Regions from separate parts of the Homo sapiens genome. Here region 1 is linked to region 2. A link is an interaction called in ENCODE POLR2A ChIA-PET data of the cell type or tissue named here. Cell type or tissue: Panc1. All regions are shown on one strand. Region 1 overlaps COL26A1 (collagen type XXVI alpha 1 chain). Region 2 overlaps CUX1 (cut like homeobox 1).

What was found. Peaks named below come from ENCODE experiments on the same cell type or tissue, not always from the same donor. Only the 100,000 strongest peaks of a DNase experiment are listed, where the experiment ranks them.
Region 1: POLR2A ChIA-PET joins it to region 2 with 10 read pairs; 3 of 35 experiments call an interaction of 5 or more read pairs at or near these places.

The regions. Positions count from the first base shown.
Region 1 is chr7:101,521,075-101,526,074 of GRCh38, reverse strand. The region is part of intron 3 of COL26A1 (collagen type XXVI alpha 1 chain); the gene reads right to left. Among named protein-coding and RNA genes, the nearest start is that of LINC01007, 45 kb to the left of the region's middle. In Panc1, no CTCF peak of the experiment used is centred here; no DNase peak of the experiment used is centred here.
Region 2 is chr7:102,039,884-102,044,883 of GRCh38, reverse strand. All of the region lies in intron 3 of CUX1 (cut like homeobox 1), which reads right to left. Among named protein-coding and RNA genes, the nearest start is that of CUX1, 220 kb to the right of the region's middle. In Panc1, no CTCF peak of the experiment used is centred here; a DNase peak (open chromatin) is centred at 2,386.

The DNA of each region.
Region 1 (5,000 bases), 520 kb after region 2:
CTCTGTCTCAAAAAAAAAAGAAAAAGGAAAAGAAAAGAAAAAGAAAACGCAGTTCTGCTCCAGCTAAAAAGATACCATGGCCAATAGGAGGGCAGCATGGCCCACTGTGGCTGTCCCCAAGGAGACTGGCTGGATCCCCATTATCAAAATCCCATTGAGAGGTGAGCCAGCAGGGTAGCATTGGGGTGTCAGTGTAAAGGCTGGACTGCCATGTAGGAGGGGGGTCAAAGGAAGAAAGTCTCTACGTTTGGTCACTTTCTAACTTAAGTAAGAATGAAGTGCCAGGTGCAGTGGCTCACACCTGTAATCCCAGCACTTTGGGAGGCCAAGGTGGGCGGATCACGAGGTCAGGAGATCGAGACCATCCTGGCTAACACAGTGAAACCCCGTCTCTACTAAAAATACAAAAAATTAGCCGGGCGTGATGGTGGGCACCTGTAGTCCCAGCTACTCAGGAGGCTGAGGCAGGAGAATTGCTTGAACCCGGGAGGCGGAGCTTGCAGTGAGCCAAGATCATGCCACTGCACTCCAGCCTGGGTGACAGAGAGAGACTCCATCTCAAAAAAAAAAAACCAAAAAAACAGTGAAGTCAGAGGCCAGGCTCAGTGGCTCACACCTGTAATCTCAGCACTTTGGGAGGCTGAGGAGGGCAGATCACGACTTCAGGAGATCAAGACCATCCTGGCTAACACAGTGAAACCCCGTTTCTATTAAAAATACAAAAAATTAGCTGGGCATGGCGGCACACGCCTGTAGTCCCAGCTACTCAAGAGGCTGAGGCAGGAGAATGGCTTGAACCCAGGAGACAGAGGTTGTAGAGAGCTGAGATCACGCCACTGCATTCCAGCCTGGGTGACAGAGCAAGACTCTGTCTCAAAAAAAAAAAAAAAAAAAAAAAAAAAAGAATGAAGTCAAACTATGGATACTGAGTGGGAACTATCTCAGCACTCTTGCTCCACCTGGCTCTTAGAAAGCTGGCATCAAAGGCCATGCCACACACTCACAAATCATAAGATTCATAAGATTCTTCTCTGGGGCACCCATTCTCAATGATATGAAAGCAAGTGCCTGGACCATGACTGGGCATGGACAAAGTCTGTCTATAACCCTGGGGGTTCTGTTGACTTGGCTGGCAGAGTCTGTTTTTCTCCCTCTCTGCCTCCACATCCAACCCTTATTCAAGGTTGATGGGTCTTGCACCATGGCTGGACCACAGGCCAAAGCATCTTCCCCCCAGCAAGATCTAATGAAAAACTACTGTTATAGAATTATTAAGCTAGTTTAGCAAGGTGGCTGGAATATAAAGACAGTTTACAAAAATCAATCATATTCCTACCTACGACAAGCAAATAGAAAAAGAAATTAAGTGATACCATGTACAAAAGCATCATAAAGTATGAAATTACATAGGACTAAATCTCCTGAAAACTATAAAACACCACTGAGAGAAATTAAATAACTAAATAAATGGAAAGATATACTATGTTCATGGATTGGAAGACTCAATATTATAAAGATGTTAATTCTCCCCATCCCAGTAAAAATTGCAGCTGGTGTGTTACACTAGTACATTGAACATGTCAGTGTCTATACCACTGGGTTGGTGTGTTACGCTGGGACATCAAACATGTCAGGTCTATACCTCTGGAAACAACAGAGCATTTTCTGGCTGTAGGTGCCTGATAAATTGTCTTGATTTTCCTTTGTAACTCAACTGTATAGAAGGTTTTTCCCTTAGCAGTAGGGGGAGTACAGGTGATTAATCATCGATGTCACTGCAATAGTCGTTTTTTTTTTTTTCTTTGAGACAGAGTCTCACTCTGTCACCCAGGCTGGAGTGCAGTGATGCCATCTTAGCTCACTGCAACCTCTGCCTCCTGGGTTCAAGCAACTCTAGTGCCTCAGCCTCACGAGTAGCTGAGATTACAGCCACCCACCACCATGCCCGGCTAATTTTTTGTATTTTTAGTAGAGACAGGGTTTCACCATGTTGGTCATGCTGGTCTCGAACTCCTGACCTAAAGTGATCCGCCCACTTGAGCCTCCCAAAGTGCTGGGATTACAGGTATGAGCCACTGTGCCTGGCCACAATTGTTGTTTTTGAAAATAAATAAATAAATATATATAAATTCTTCCAGTTGATCTATAGAGTCAATGCAATCCCAGTCAAAATCCCAGTAGACTTTTTTTTTTGGTGGAAATTGTCCGATTGATTCCAAAATGTATATGAAAATACAAATGTCCAAGACTAGTCAAGGCAGTCTTGAAGAAGAACAAAAGTAAAAGATTTATACTACTAGAATTGAGACCTTGTTACAAAACTATAGTAATTAAGACACGAGACAGATGGATGGTACAAAGTTAGACAAATAGATCCACACTTACACATCACTTGGCTTATGAAAAAGGCGCAAATGCAGTATAGAAGACAAAGGATAGACATATCAATAAATGGTGCTGGTCAATTGGATATACAAATGAAAAAGAAAAGTAAAAGAATCTGACTCCTAATCCATACCACGTGCAAAAGTCAATTCCAGTTGGATTGTAGATCTAAACATAAAGGGTAAAAAAATACAGCATTTGGAAGAAAACATAGGTGACTACCTATATGACCTCAAAATAGAGTTCTTAAGCAGGATGCAAGAAGCATTACCATTTAAAAAAATTGATAAAGTAGACCACATTAAAATTAAGAATTTCTCGGGCCAGGTGTGGTGGCTCACGCCTGTAATTCCAGCACTTTGGGAGGCTGAGGCAGGTGGATTATTTGAGGTCAGGAGTTTGAGACCAGCCTGGCCAACATAGTGAAACCTCATCTCTACTAAAAATACAAAATTAGCCAGGCATGGTGGCGCATGCCTGTAATCCCAGCTACTCGGGAGACTGAGGCAGGAGAATGGCTTGAACCCGGGAGGCGGAGGTTGTGGTGAGCCGAGATCGTGCCATTGCACTCCAGACTGGGCAACAAGAGCAAAACTCCACCTCAAAAAAAAAAAAAAAGAATTTCTTTTCATCAAAAGACACCATTAAGAGAATGAATGAAGAAGTATATCACCAACTGGAAGAGGATTCTTGGAATATGTGTATGCACAAAATAAGAGCTCCAAATGGCCAATGATCATATGAAGAGGGGGTCAAGTTCATTTGCCATATCAGGGAAATGTAAATTAAACCACAATGTGATACTCCCACATAGCCACTAGAATGGCTGATATTAAAAAGACTAACAGTTACTCTTTTTTTTTTTTTTAACCAAGTATTAGAGAGGATGCGGAGCAACTGGAACTGTCTGTCATACACTGCGGGTGGGAGTATCAATGGTACAACCACTTTTAAAACCCCTTTGGCAGTCTCTAATAAGGCTGAATATAAGCCCGCTCTATGACACAACAACTCCATTCCCAGATATCTCCTCCCTTCCCATGAAAATACAAGCCAGGATATAATAAACTTCAGCATCAAACATCTTCCTGATCTCTGTCTTAAGTCCCTGTTACTCCAGTGGAAGCCCCTCTCTGCTTTTTCTAGACTTAGTGGAAATGGGAAATAGTTGCTGGGGGCTGCAGGAGAAGCTGTTCCCAAACATGGTGAGGAAGCCTCACCAGATGCCTGATTTTGATCTTAGACTTCTCAGCCCCCAGAGCTGTGAGGAAATAAACTTCTGTTCCTTATAAATTACCCAGTGTCCAATATTTTGTTCTAGTAGCACAAAACAGACTGAGACAGATGGATATACGAAAAGTTATCCCATCCAGAGGGCTAAGTGCTGTAAGCCAGTTGGGCACAGGTGCAAGGCAATTGGCGAGAAGGTGGGTGCCTAAGTTCCCTTGGAGTGGTCAAGGAAGGCTTCCTGGAGGAGGTGGTGCTTAATTAGGAGCCAGCTGACCAATGCGGGTGTGAGGGAGGGTTGGGAGCCACTTCTAGATGAGAGAACAAGACAGGCACGAAATTCATTCACAAAATGAATAAATATGTTCACTGAAAGGCATGCACAAGAACGTTCATGGCAGCATTGCTCAGAATAACCCAAAATTAGAAACAGCCCAAATTCCTATTAATGGCCAACTGGATAAATAAATTGCATATCACAAAATGAAATGCAACACGGTCAGAACAGTAGGCAAACCACATGCAACAGTGTGGACGAGTCTCACAGAACACGTCAGGTGAAGGCGGACAGACTCAAACAAGTACCTACTGTCTGATTCCATTTATCTGAAGTTCAGAAACAAGCGGAAGAGTCTAAGGTGTTGGAATTCAGGTGAGTGGTTACCCGTGGGGAGAGTCACAGTTGAAAGAGGCAAGAAGAGGGCTTTCAAGATCATGAGAACGTTCTTTGTTAATGTGGGTGCTGGTTACACAGGCATGATCAGTTTGTAATAAACATGCCAAAGTGTTCTCTTAATTGTCCTCAAATGCCAATCCAACCTTGTCACCCTATGTGCTGCTGCTGTGGCCTACTTGCCATGCTCTGTGCACCTCTTGCTCTCCTAAGCCTTTACCAGTCTTGTACTCTCATCTAGAAATGGCTCCCAACCCTCCCTCACACCTGCATTGGTCAGCTAGCACCACCTCTTTCAGGAAGCCTTCCTTGACCACCCCAAGGGCACTTAGGCACCCACCTTCCCACCAATTGCCATGCACCCTGTACACAACTGGCTTACAGAATTTAGCACCCTGGATGGGATCACTTTTTGTATATCCACCTGTCTCAGTCTATTTTGCATTATGAGAACCAAATACCTGAGATAGGGTAATATGGTTTGGCTCTGTGTCCCCACCCAAATCTCATCTCGAATTGTAATCCCCATGTATCAAGGGAGGGACACGGTGGGAGGTGACTGGATCATGGGGGTGGTCTCCCCGTGCTGTTTTTGTGATAGTGAAGGAGTTCTTATGAGATCTGATGGTTTAAAAAGTGGCAGTTCCCCCTGCACACATTCTCTCTCCTGCTGCCTTGTGAAGACACGCCTTGCTTCCCCTTTGCCTTCCACCAT
Region 2 (5,000 bases):
TCTTCCAGCCAGAACGCATCATCCTGTCCCCAGAGTGCCTGGTCTGCTCCACAGTCGCCTGTCTGGCCACAAACCCAAAGAAGACCCTGACAACCCCTCCCTACTCCCAGCAGGGCACTGACCTATTTTGCTTGTGGGCGTCTAGGAACCAAAGTAGATGCTCGCACATCACACTCAATAAGTACTCATTAACAAGGAGAAGGCGAGAAGCAGGGGGAAATTCAGCTAAGAATGTTTTATGTAACCACTTCCATAAGGCAAAGAATAGATAAAGCATCTAAGACAAGATACGGGCCCTCAAAGCATGTACAATCTTAAGAGCAGGCTGGAAAGAGGGGAAAAGTTAATGCAATAACAAGAAAACAGGCACCCTGTTTAGAAAATGGGCTAAGGTGGCCGGGCGCAGTGGCTCACACCTGTAATCCCGGCACTTTGGGAGGCCAAGGCAGGCAGATCACCTGAGGTCAGGAGTTCGAGACCAGCCTGGACAACATAGTGAAACCCCATCTCTACTAAAAATACAAAAATTTGCTGGGTGTGGTGGCACACACCTGTAACCCCAGCTACTTGGGAGGCTGAGGCAGGAGAATCGCTGGAACCTAGGAGGTGGAGGTTGCAGTGAGCCAAGATGGCACCACTGCACTCCAGCCTCTCCAGCCTGGGCGACAGAGCAAGACTCTTTCCAAAAAAAACAAAAAAACGGAAAATGGGCTAAGGATCTCAAAAGAAAACACATAAGGCCTGGCGCAGTGGCTCACGTAATCCCAAAAACTTTGGGAGGCCAAGACAGGAGGATCACCTGAGGCCAGGAGTTCAAGGCTACAGTGAGCCATGATCGCACCACCGCACGCCAGTCTGCACAACAGAGTGAGACCCTGTCTCTCTCTAAAAAAAGACATGCAAACGGCTGACAGGTATATGAAAAGCTGCTCAACATCTTTAATCATCTGGAAAATTTGACTCAAAACCACGATGAGGTATCACCTGATACCTGTTAGAAGGGCTATTACCAAAAAGACACACGAGTGCTAGTGAGACATGGAGAAATGGGCATCTTTGTACACTGTTGGTGGGAATGTAAATTGGTACAGCCATTATGGGAAACAGTACGGAGGTTCCCCCCAAAATTAATACGATCCAGCAACACCACAAAGGGATTGAAATCAGTATTGTTAAGAGTTATCTGCACACTCATGTATACTGCGGCACTATTTACAATAGAAAGATATGGAAACAGACTAAGCATCCAACAACAAATACATGGGTAATAAACATGTGATTTTCTATACACACGGTCATCCCTTGGTACACGCAGGAGATTGGTGCTAGGACCCCCTGCGTGTACCAAAATCTGCACATACTCAAGGTCCCCCAGTCCTTGAAAAGGGTAAAAGTTTTACTTAAGCAAGAAAAGTAGGTTTTCTTTTCCAAGGTACAGCATGGTGACTATAGTTAATAATCTTGTAATCATATATATGACATTTGCTAAGGCAGTAGATCTCAAGTGTTCTCAACACACACACACACACACACACACACACACACACACACACACACACAGTGAGCTAATGGGTATGTTGTCAGATTGTGGAAATCACTTCGTAATGTATGCATGTATCAAAACATCACATTGGGCTGGGTGTGGTGGATCACGCCTGTAATCCCACCACTTTGGGAGAATGAGGTGGGAGGATCGCTTGAGGTCAGGAGTTCAAGACCAGCCTAGCCAACGTGGCAAAACCTCGTCTCTACAAAAAATAAAAAAATTAGCCAGGCGTGGTGGCACACGTCCACAGTCCCTGCTAATCAGGAGGCTGAGGCTTGAACCCAGGAGGTGGAGGTTGCAGTGAGCTGAGACTGTGCTGCTGGAGTTCAAGACCAGCCTGGGCAACGCAGCCAGACTTCGGCTTTACTAAAATCGAAAAAATATAAAATTAGCCTGGCCAGGAGCCTATAGTCCTAACTGCTTGGGAGGCTGAAGCAGGAAGATTGCTTGAGCCCGGGAGGTCAAGGCTGCAGTGAGCCCTGATTATGCCACTGCACTCCAGCCTGGGTGACAGAGGGAGATCCTGTCTCAAAAAATAAAAACCCCAAACCATCACATTATACACTATAAATATATACAACTTTTCTTTGTTAATGATACTTTAATAGAGCTGAGGATAAAAAAAGAGGGAAAAAGTTAGAAATAGGTTGAGATGGTCAGGAAAATGATCAAAGGAGATAGACTTTTCGGTTCAGCCCTAAAGGATGGAAATGAGTTTTATAGGTAGGGAACAGCAAAAGGGTCTTAACAATAACAGAGCCTTCAGGAAATCAAAAAGTATGTTCAGGTGACTCATAATACACAGGCCAGTTCGGCCAGAGTAGAAGTCCAGGACTTTGAAGCTGGAAAAATATTTCAAAGGCAAGTCATGGAGCTTCTAACATGCCAATCTAAGAAGACTGAGTGGGCAGAGAGAGTCACAGAACTTGTTACCAGGAGAAAGAGCTCTTTCAGGGAACCGAGCCCAGTGGTTCCTACAACTAGCAGTGCATGAGCATCAGAGGTGGGCTTTGAAAAATGACAGATTCTAAGGTTCCACCCCAGGCCTTCTACACCGGAATGTCAGGGTAGGAGCCTGGGGAGCTGTATTTCTGGAAACATGTGAGCAATTCTCATAGGGCCAGTGCAGCACTGGTCCAACCCAGCAGCAGCTTTGGGAGCCACTGATCTGGTCCAACCTTCTCTAATCCTATTTCACCCATGATGCTTAATGCAGTATTTAGGCAAGTACTGGTAAGATGGGGACAGAAACAGGTACAAAGACACATACACACACACACACACTCACACACTCACTCACACTCACACACACATCCTCCCTTCTACATTTTAGAAGCATAAGGCCTTGGTAAGCAAACTATAAGGGCAGAATGTCTTTAGGCTCAAAACCAAAAGGGAGAGATAGCGCCAAATCCTAACCACTAGGCGGATCACCTGAGCTAGGAGTTTGACACCAGCCTGGCCAACATGGCAAAATCCCGTCTCTACTAAAAATACAAAAAATTAGCCAGGCATAGTGGTGTGCACCTGTAGTCCCAGCTACTTGGGAGGCTGAGGCAGGAGAATCGCTTGAACCCGGGAGGTGGAGGTTGCAGTGAGCCGAGATCATCCACTGCACTCCAGCCTGGGTGACAGAACAAGACTCCATCTCAAAAAAAAAAAAAAAAAAAATCAAAAGGGAGATATAAATGAAGCCCTATTAGAGATGAGAAGAGGAAGAATCTGTTTCTGGCTGGGTATTTTGGGAAGACTTGGAGGATCTGGCATTTAGAAGGATGGATAAGGCAAGGGCATGGTGGCTCATGCTTGTAATCTCAGCATTTCGGGAGGCCAAGGCGGGTTGATCACTTGAGGCCAGGAGTTCAAGACCAGCCTGAACAACATGGTAAAACCCCATCTCTTCTAATAATACAAAATTAGCCGGACATGGTGGCGCACACCTGAAATCCCAGCTACTCAGGAGGCTAAGGCAGGAGAATCGCTTGAACCCAGGAAGCAGAGATTATGGTGAGCCACTGCACTCCAGCCTGGGTGACACAGAGAGACTCTATTTCAAAAAAAAAAAAAAAAAAAAAAAAAAAGAATGGATAAGAGGTGACAATCTCCCTGGCAGGTGGTCGTCCAAGCAATTCTCCTGTTTCAACCTCCCAAGTAGCTGGTGCCACCACCATGCCTGGCTAATTTTTTTATTTTTGTTTTTTTTTTGTATTTTTAGTAGAGACAGGGTTTCACTATGTTGGCCAGGCTGGTCTTGAACTCCTGACCTTGTGATCCACCCGCCTCAGCCTCCCAAAGTGCTGGTATTACAGGCATGAGCCACTGTGCCCAGCCAGCTCATCCCATTTTTGAACAGATTTACATTGCTGGAGAATGTCCTTTTCGGTTCTGCTAGCGATAGTCAACCAAAGTACTGCTCCAGTGAGTCTCATGAGGTTTCAGAGCTACGGAGCTCCTTGGGGGAGGATCTGGGTAACCCACTCGTTTTACAGATGAGCAAAGTCGGGCAGAAAGAGGCCCCGAGACTCACCCAAGGTCACAGAGGTGGTGGGCGGCAGCGCCTGGACTGGCTCCCTGTGAAATGCTCTTTGGAGCGAACCACATGGACGCCCTGGCTTTATTTAGCAATGGCCTTTAGATCTGAATGCTTAAATATGTTACAGCTCAACAGATATGGGCTGCAAGATGGGCAGCAGACTCGTAGTCACTTTTAACTCATTCATAGACTGCTGTAGTTCACCCAACTTTATTTCCCCAATTATTTGATTAGAATCTGTCAAATCATCCTGCCGGTGCCCATGGGGAATTTGCTTTCTACTGTACGTCTTTGAAAGGGCCTAGTTCAAAGGGGAGACCAAAGGGTCCCTACAAAGAGACTTAAGGGTTCTGCCTACAAGGCCCTGGCATGACCCGGGCCCTACTAACTTCCTTGGTATTGCTCCCTGCCAGGCAAGCCCATCCCTGCAGAGCCCTGGCACTCACTGCCCCCATCTTCCTGCTGCTCTTTCCCAGCTCTGAGTGTGGCTGGTTCTCCTTGCTTCTTTCCTCTGATGTTCCGTCATCCTCCCTGGAGAGGCCTCCCTGGATGACTGAAGAAGTCACTACCACCTCTTCCCGCTCTACCCCAAGACCCAGTGTGTCTCCCTCGCAGTGCCTGGCGCCATCTAACATTGCCTTTTGTGTTTATCATCAGTTTCCCTTCATTAGAATAGCAGGATCCTAGTTGACTGTATTCAATGAGACATCTTTAGCAACTGTTTGGCCCATAGCTGGAAGCAGGAGGCTCCCGAAAAGGTTGCGTTGAATGAAGACCAGAGAGTAAAACCCAGCCTCCGAGAGCACGTCCTGCATGCAGCTCTGAACGTGGCCAGCGCGCTGCATGTAAGGGAGACATTCAGCACAAAGGGAAGTTTCAGATCATTCCTTGGTCCCTCCCTCAGGCCATGTCAGCAGGTGA